Regions from separate parts of the Homo sapiens genome. Here region 1 is linked to region 2. The links are chromatin contacts, found by Hi-C or POLR2A ChIA-PET in ENCODE. All regions are on one chromosome and are shown on one strand. Each heading gives the region's core, a stretch centred on a gene start or an enhancer-like site at or near the end of the contact. The rest is flanking DNA. Distances are from core to core; before and after follow the strand shown. Region 1 has its middle 53 kb from the start of LINC02702. Region 2 holds the start of LINC02702 (long intergenic non-protein coding RNA 2702).

Region 1 (4,167 bases), core at 688-3,187, 53 kb before region 2:
TCTTTCTTTCTCTCTCCCATTCTGCCTAGGAGGATTGGGGTATGGGAGTGTGGGGGGAGGGAGATGGTGGGGGAGCATAGGGGGGCATAGATGAGGAGAAGATAGCCCAGGTAGGAGTTGCCCTCTTGGCTCTGCCCTCTTGGAGCTGCCCTCTTGGTGGGGCATAGATGAGGAGAAGATGGCCCAGGTAGGAGCTGCCCTCTTGGATCTGCCCTCTTGGAGCTGCACTCTTGGCAGGGCATAGATGAGAAGAAGATGGCTGAGGTAGGAGCTGCCTTCTTGGCTCTGTTCTGCCTGAAGAGCAGCTTCTGCTGACCTCTCCAGAAGGGGTGGTGTTTTCTGATCACCTTTCGGCTTCTCAAACCGGGTGGGCTTTGCACAGACGGTGCAGCAGGAAGGAAGGAAGAGTGGATGAGAGAAGGAGCACACAAGAGAACAGTGAAATTCCTAAACAGGTGAGAAGCCTCCTGTGAATTCCAGACCCAAAAGTTCCCTGGAGGAGCACTGAGAGGCGGGGAGCCCTGCTGGGCAGGGCCCATTTCAGTGCCTTCCAGGGCCCTGGTGTTCCCGCCTGTGGGTCCCTTGGAGGCCGGAGGGCCACAGCAACTGCCTGAGTGGCTGCCCCGTTGTGTGCACCTCCTCTCTCCTCCCTCCCTCCCTGGGTCTCCAGCCAGCCCGCTGGCTTGATGAATTAGCCCCATAGATATTCCGTTGGGAAAACAAACACACATCATATATATCTTTGACAAGTTATTATTCTCCCTTATCAGGATTCGGGTGCATTCCTCGCCTGCCATTACTCACGCTGCACACCCGCCCTACCTGGGACTGGGCACTGAGCTCACCAAGGTAGCACCTGGCCAGGCTGGCTGCGTGCCCTGCCCTGCATCTGGGTTGGGCCGTGAGTGTGTGTGTGTGTGCATGTGTGTGCATGCGTGTGTGCATGTGGTTCCAGGCTGGAGCCAGAACAGGAACCACCCTGGCCCTGCTTTGGCCCACTAGACTGACCAAATACTTCTCCAGGCAGGGACTGGTGTGGCTCAAGATGAAACTGATGGTGTTCTGGGCCTTTCGCTCTCTCACTGGAGCCAGGAGTGGAAGTTTTGTTCCAGGGATTGCTCTGGTTTGGGCCTCACCCATATCCACTTACTGGGCTCCCCCTTGCTGCTGGGCCCTCCCCCAGCCTCCTGGCAGGACAGATCCCCCTGCCACCACCCACCAATGCCTGTGCTTCTTGGAGCCCACAGTGGCTCCTCCAGGGCTGCCCCCTTGGCCTATGTGGTAGGAGGGTCAGGGGCTGATGAATGAGATGTAGGTGAGTATCAGTGCTCTCAGCCAGGCTGTTGGGCTGTGATTTGTCATCTCTCACCCAGCACATTCCCACTTCCCCAGAGGCAGGCTCCATATTAACAAGTCCTCTACTTAGGAATATAAATGGGGCAGTTGGAATTGCTCCTGAGAGCCGGAAGATGCGAATGCATTCAGGCCTTGGAGATGGGAGCCAGGAGGGGAGCAGGGGGAGGGCTTCATGCCGAGGTGCCCTCAGACCAGCTGGGAGGGCAGCACCCCATCAGCCTGATTCTGAGGTGGGGACCTCAGAGGAAGGGAGGTCCCTGCTGCCTGGTCTGGGGCTGGGCCGGGGGTGGCTGCTCCTCAGGGCTGATGGGCCTGTCCCCCTGCTCTTTCAGGCGGGACCTTCCACCAGAGAGACTTCAGCTGCTGTGCCCTGAGAGGCTGCTCCCGCAGCAGGAGTTTTCGTGCCGTCACAGCGACTGCTGATGGGTCATTTCTACCAGCCCTGTTAGCTCTCCCCTGTCTCCAGCTCAGGCTGTGCATTCCTGGGAACCTTCCCTTCCCTCCCTTGGGCCACCTGCCTGGACCCTCACGGTGCCTTGGATCAAACAGCAGTGCTGGGAGAAGAGAGGCAGCCTTGCTGGGCCGGCGTTGCTCTGGCCTCCAAGGCTGAGTCCTCAGGTGGACTTGCTGCAGCCAGTTGAGCAGGTTCTGGTGTCCTGGCCTGGGCGACACTCTGAGGGGGTGGGCACCAGAGATATTTATGGTGCAATCCCTGCCTTCAGAGGCTCCGGTTCACTGGGGGGACGGCTGGGGAGGGGAGAACCGATGGTCTTGAAAGGTGTGCTGGGCGCTGAGAGGTGACCTTGGTACTCCTGGCAGGAGATCAGGGAAGGGAGAGACTGTGGACTGAGCACCATGGTGTGGAGGGAGGGCTCAGTGAAGGCTTCCTGGAGAGGCAGAGTGCTGGGGCGTGCAGGATGGAGAGGAGTGGGGGAGAGCCTTGGAGGGAGGCCACAGGCCAAGTGTGGGGAAGTGTTCTGGACATTCATTCAGAGTTCTGGTTATTGTCCCAGGGCCAGAATCCTGCTTCTTGGGGTCAGCTTCCTCCTGACTTCTAATGCTCCCTTCAGCTGGGGGGATGGATGGGAGGCAGATGAGGTGAAAAGGATGAGATGGAGTCAGGTATGGTTTGGTCTTTTGGGGCCGCAGCTTTCAGTCCCCTCAATTCCAGTACCTGGATAAAGTCTCCAAGCCTAGGGGCCTGCTGCCATCTCAGTGGGTGTGTGTGCCCATTGGGCGTAGGTTCCCACTTCACCTGGGGCTCAGGCCCCGGGCACCTGGCTGGCCTGGGTGGGTGTGGAGGTGTCTGGTGCAGTTAGCTTCATGGCCACTAGAGGGGAGTCCAGGCCCGTGTTTCTCTCCTTCCAGCGACGGTGGGCCTAGGCAGGGAAGAGATCGGGGTGCGGGGTGCTGGTGCTGGTGTCCACGTTGGCGTTCTTTGTGCTGGGAATGAGGGTGCCTGTTCTGCTTCCTATTAATGCCTGAGCTCTTCAGTTCCAAGTTAGGGATGAAAAATCTCTGGAAATCTGGGAGCCCTGGAAAAAAGGCATTATTTAAACATTTAATATCTACAATACTTTTCTTCTTCTTTTAGATACAGGGTCTTGCTCTGTCATTCAGGCTGGAGTGCAGCAGCGCGATTATAGCACACTACAACCTGGAACTCCTGGGTTCAAGCCATCCTCCTGCCTCAGCCTCCCAAGTAGCTGGGACTACAGGCACGTGCAACCACACCCAGCTAATTTTGTTTACGTTTTTGCTGTTTTTTTTTTCCCTTGTAGAGATGGGGTTTTGCTATGTTACCCAGGCTGGTCTTGAACTCCTGGGCTCAAGCAATCCTCCCACCTTAGCCTCCCCATAGCACTGGGATTACAGGTGTGAGCCACTGTGCCTGGTGACAATTCTTATTTTAGTCCCTTTTACAAAAATAGGTTATGAATGTAGAGGACCCTGTGGTGGGTGGTCAAAGGCACAGCCTTTGGTGTAACGTAGACTGCCTGGGTGGGATTCCAGCTTCACTGCCTAGTGGCTGGGTAACCTTGGGCAGGTCAAATAACATCTCTAAGGCTTGGTTGCTCCCACTGTAAAATGTGGGTTATGATGCCTAGGCATAACCACATAGGCATAGGCATAAAACACAAGGGTCATTTAGCACATGCCTGCCATATAGTAAGGATTCCAGTGTAGCTTTTTAGTTTTCCTGATAAGCAATCACATTTGATTAAGATGTGATATGGTTTGGCTGAGTCCCCACCTAAATCTCATCTTGAATTGTAGTTCCCATAATCCCCACGTGTCGTGGGAGGGACCAGGTGGAGATAATTGAATCATGGGGCCTGTTTCCCTCCTCCTGTTCTCGTGGTAGTGAATTAGTTCTCACGAGATCGGATGGTTTTATAAGGGGCTTTCCCCGCTTCTCTGGGCCCTCATTCTTCTCCTTCCTGCCACCGTGTGAGGGGAGATGTGTTTGCTTTCCCTTCTGCCATGACTGTAAGTTTCCTCCCAGCCCTGTGGAACTGTGAGTCGATTCAACCTCTTTTCTTTATAAATTACGCAGTCTTGGGCAGTTCCTTTTTTCTTTTTTTGAGATGGGGCCTGGTTCTGTTGTCCAGGCTGGAGTGCAGTGGTAAAATCTCAGCTCACTGCAACCTCTGCTTCCCGTGTTCAAGCGATTCTTATGCCTCAGCCTCCCAAGTAGCTGGGATTACAGGCATGCACCATCACGCCTAATTTTTAGTAGAGATGGGGTTTCACATGTGGCCAGGCCGGTCTGGAACTCCTGACCTCAAGTGATCCGCCAGCCTCAGCCTC
Region 2 (4,746 bases), core at 2,233-4,732:
TCAGGGATGGGTTCCTAGCTCAGGTCCCTACAGGAATAGGAGGACAATCTGTACTACTCTGCCATTCTCCCCTCCCCTACAAATATTTGGGAACATATCTTTACTGTGCGCTAGGTCTAGGCCATCCTCCAGCCCCTAGGAATGCTTCTTATCTTCTCTGTTGATCTGTTACAAGTGCCTTTTCAAAAATGGATGTATAACTCACCTCTTCCTGGAAGCCTTCCCTGATTAACTCCATGCATCCATTCAACATGCATTTATGGAGTGTCTGCCACATACCCTGGACTATAATGGACACAGGGAATACCTTAGTGAACAAGATAGATAAAGTTCCTGCCCCTATGAAGCTTGCATGGGAGAGACAGGGAGTAAACAGAAAAACAGCTACCATGGGTGACAAATAGGGGATCTTACCCTAGCTAGAGGGTCAGGAAAAGGCCCAGCTCACTCTCAAAGGAAAAAGACCTTGTCTTGAGAGGGAAGTTCTAGTCCATCTTGGCCACAAACTAGTGGTGTGACCTTGGGCAAGTCACCTATCTCTGAGCTTATTTTCCTCAACTGTGAAAGAAAGGGTCCCTTTCTGCTCTAGAATTACGTGTTTACTTAAAAGCAAATTTACTTTCAGACAGGTTTATAAACAAATTATTTCTTGAGACTTTGGCATTGTAGAAAAATGTGAAATTCTAATTACGCATAAAGAAAAAATAATAATCACAATGAAACAGTCAACCTAACAAAATCATTCCCATCACCCACAATTCCACCTCTCAGAGACAACTGCTCCTGGCATCTTGGGAATCTCAGCTCATGCGGAAGCAGGTAGCAAACTGTCTGCTGAGGTCCCTGGAGGTGTGCCCTCTCCCACTCACCCACCTCCTTTGTCTCTGCTCTGCCTCCTTGCACACATCGCGGCATGGAGTGGGGGACCCCAGCCAGCCCTGGGCCCTTTGGGGCAATGGCCCACAGTTTTTTCCCAAAGGCATAAGGCGTCTCTTTGGCTGCAGGGCTGCTCTGACATCTTGGGCCACATTTGATGGACAGTCCGCCCTGCCAGAGCTTGCTGGGTAGACCCTCTCCAGGCTCAGAGACGCTGTAGCAACGGAGAATGGGCAGCTGGAGCACCTGGGGCCCTGTCCACCCAACCGGGCAGGTGGGGATGCAGTGCAGCGTGTGGACAAAAGATGGCAGCACTGCACTACCTCAGGCCCGAGCTACAGCGGGCAGCAGGAGGGTTCCGCCAGGCAGGTGTATGTGCCAGGGTGTATGCCTCATAAGCAACCCCACCTGTGTCCTCCTCTTAGGACCCCCACCCTCTGCCCACCTCCATTTCATAATAACTCAGTGATACCCACCATTTATCAGGCGTGGACACCATGCTTGGCACTATGCTTGCCTTCCAAGGAACGCTTTGAGGTACCACCTTTTACAGGTGGGGAGCTGGGGCTTGGAAAGATGGAGTATCTTACTCAAGGCCACACAGTAGAGCTAGGATCCAACCAGGTGTCCCAGTCCTGGATTCTCTTCCTTCAGACCCCTTGGCCCCTACTCTGACAAGCCAGGCTGTTTTCTTCTGTTTGCACACCAGTCAGAGCCCTGAGACCCCTTCTCTGGGCTTCTGCTCCTGCTGTAAACCTTGGGTGCTGTTGGTGTAGCTGCTAAGCTCCTGAGTGTGTGGGGGCAGAGGCGGGTCGGCGCCTCGGCTGCCCTTGGGTGTGTGTCCTCCATGTGGGGCAGGAGGGGGATGGAATAACTCACAGGAGGCTGGTGCCCAGTCCTGCCTGGTGCTCTCCCACCCCCTGGCTAGTGCTGACTTGTTAGGCTGAGGGAGCTGACACCCTAACAGCGCCTGTCAGACTCCAATGAGTTGATGATGTGGAAACTGGTTATTAAGTGTAATAACAGTGGTTTGGTTTTTCCACAGTTCTGCCTGTAAGTGCCTAAGTGACAGCTGGCTTGTGCCATGGTGCTGCATGCTAAGTGGCCTGAGGATGGGGTACAGGGGAGGGTGTGAGGGGCTCTTCTAAGGTTCTGGTTGGAGGGAGGCCAGGAGGTGCTGTTGCCGGTGCCTCTTCTGTGGGTGAGGCCTTTCAGCCCATATGGGCCCTGGCTTCTTGGCCTGGGTCTGGGCTGGATGGAATGTATGGATTCGGGACAGCAAACTAGGTGGTGATGTGTCCCCAAACCTAATGGGTCCTCATATACACAGTCCCCCTCACTGACCTTGGCCCTGGATCAACAAGAACTGGATTGGAAATCTGGAAACTTGGAGTTTAAGCTTTGTCCCTCGTTGCTTGTAACCTTAGGGACATGGTTTAACTCTTCCAGTTGCCCAGTCTTCACAATGAAGGGTTTGAACAGGGTTAATTTATTCATTTAACTACAAGTGTCAAACCAATGAACAATGGATAGAAACTTTCTGTTAGATGAATGGATAAAGAAAACATAGTAAATACATACAGTGGAATATTATTTAGCCTTGAAAAAGAGGGAAATCCTGTCATTTGCAACAACACAATGGAGGACATTATGCTAAGTGAAATATGCTAAGTGAAATAATATGCTAAGTGAAATAAGCCAGTCACATGTATATGATGTATCAGAAATTGATTCCATGTATATGACATATCAGAAATTGTCAAACTAATAGCAGCAGAGAAAAGAGTTGGCTGCACCAACAGCACCCAGGGCTTGGAGCAAATTGTCAGGGGCTAGGGGAAGAGGCAAATGGGGAATTGTTATTCCATGCATATAGAGTTTCGGTTCTGCGGGGTGAATAAGTTCTAGAGATCTGCTGTACAACATAGTGCTTGTAATTAAGAATCTGGTATTGTGTACTTCAGAATTCCTTAAGATCTCATGTTAAGTGTTTTTACCACACACACACACACACACACACACACTCAAAGGAATATGAGAAACTTTGGGAAGTGTTGGATATGCATATTACCTTGATTGTGGCGATGGTATCATGGGTGTTTGCATATGTCCAACTTCACCAAACTGTACACATTAAATATGTACAGTTATTTGTATATCAACTATACCTCAACAAAGCTGTTAAAGGAAACTTGCTCTTAGACATATTTTGTTTGGCCTATACAGTGCTTTAAATTTAAGCACCCACATTTAATATTCTAGAATTTCTGATAGAGAGCCACACTTCTGACCTTCTTTCAAAACTGTAAGAATTGGTAACACTGGGCCTGCATGTCCACATGGCAACAATTGGCTGCAATCTTTCTCCCCTCACACGGGGTTTACACTCTCCTAACTTGCCACGGTCCCCACCACTCCCTATTGTATCCCCCACACAGGGGCTGAGTGCCAATGGCTATTGACTTATTGCACCTGATCCTCCTCACTCACCTGCATTCAGTGCCTGGCCCTGCATCGGATAGTCACTGAGGGCCCATTTTGTCCATGGCATCATGCTCTTTACATCAGAAATTATGATGATAAAGAGCTTAGAAGAGGGCACTGGGACCTGGGTATAATGAGATCATAGACATCTCCAACATCATTTTCAGCTGAGAATTCTAGAGTTCTGTAATGTAAGAAGTCTCTGCCCCTCCCTCCCTGAACTGTAAAAATGAACATTTTCACTCAGGGTGATCTCCATCTCCATGCTCAGGTCGGGAAGGGAGATGGTTCCCTTCCCACTGTCCGCATGCCTCATCCTGACCCTACAAATAATTTAACCCCCTGGATGTGTGGGTGGGGAGCTCTCATAAGCTAGCCATACACTTTCTCTCTCTCTCTCTCTCTCTCTCTGTTAGTTTCCTCATCTGGAAAAAACACCACTAGGTTGTTGAAAAATTTGGAGTTCGGGGCTTGAGTTTTCCAGGCTACATACGCTATGACTGACCTCGGACAAGTCATTTCACCTCTCTGAGTCTCCTCATCTGCAACATGGGAATAAATACTATCATTCCTGTATAAGAAAATGTGTTCGGGAAATGGGAAAGTACTATACAAATGAACAATTGTTATTAATTTTATACATAGCAGAAGATATTTTCTCCTCCTTTGTATCAAGGGGATGGCAGAAGAATAAAGTGAAGTGATAGGCATGTCACTGCCTTGGAAGGGAAATTGTTCCAGTCCACAAGGGATTCTTGTATTGTGATTATTAATATAGTTCACCAAATGGTCTTGGCTGGGAGCCTGAAGGTGTAGCAGCTGCAGGGACTTGAAGCTCTCCACCGCTGTGGCTCCTGCCTGCCTGCCTTCTCAAGACAGGTTTTCCCCTTCTCTAGGCTGGCGTTCCTCTGTCTCCCAGAATCCAGCTCTGATCGTCCTTTTCCCACAAGTTCTCCTGGATGATCCCCGCTCTTCCCGCACCCTATGCCGCCCTTACTTTCTGGGTGCAGATGTCAAGGACTATTGAGTGCCATCCTGGAGGGGTTTTAATGATCACCTCATGATTCTGCTGGTGGACATACTATTTTTTTTGAGCCCCCATCATGTGCCACGTACTGAATTGGTGTGAAAGAGATGAATAAGACATATGAAGCTCTTGATCTTGTGGAGATGACAGTGGGGAGGAGACAGAGATAACACACAAGGGAACAAGTGAGTACAAATGCAGAGATAATTAAGACCGTGGTAAGTCCCATAAAGAAAATAAAAGAGAGACGATGTGCTCCAGAGTGCTTGGGTGGTGGGGAGTGGTGGTAACAGAGGGTGGTTATCTCTTCTTGGAGGAGCTGACGTGAGCTGAGATGTGAAAGATGGAAAGGAGCAGCC

What was found. A loop is a pair of places that touch in the nucleus more often than their neighbours do. ChIA-PET counts read pairs that join two places held with the same protein, here RNA polymerase II (POLR2A). Pooled maps may share reads with other maps.
Region 1: a map of K562 shows a loop between it and region 2 (2.2-fold over the local background). The contact joins the enhancer-like site here to the promoter of LINC02702 in region 2. A Hi-C loop is called at or near these places in 6 of 168 maps with a recorded cell type or tissue (Caco-2, HepG2, K562 and 2 more) and 3 of 50 pooled maps. POLR2A ChIA-PET finds 5 or more read pairs at or near these places in 5 of 52 experiments (H1, Panc1, WTC11 and 1 more).

Annotation. Positions count from the first base shown.
Region 1 is chr11:116,690,399-116,694,565 of GRCh38, reverse strand. No RefSeq gene overlaps it. Among named protein-coding and RNA genes, the nearest start is that of LINC02702, 53 kb to the right of the region's middle. Within about 2 kb of position 1,937, at least 2 of the 41 ENCODE cell types and tissues checked have a DNase peak (open chromatin) inside an H3K27ac peak, as active enhancers do.
Region 2 is chr11:116,638,158-116,642,903 of GRCh38, reverse strand. It overlaps LINC02702 (long intergenic non-protein coding RNA 2702), which reads right to left and starts at 3,482. Exons shown (of 3, transcript NR_135069.1): 1 at 3,367-3,482. It overlaps LOC107984372 (a long non-coding RNA gene), which reads left to right and starts at 3,590. Exons shown (of 4, transcript XR_001748078.1): 1 at 3,590-4,572. RefSeq lists a silencer at 1,164-1,263 and enhancers at 521-1,350, 1,351-2,180.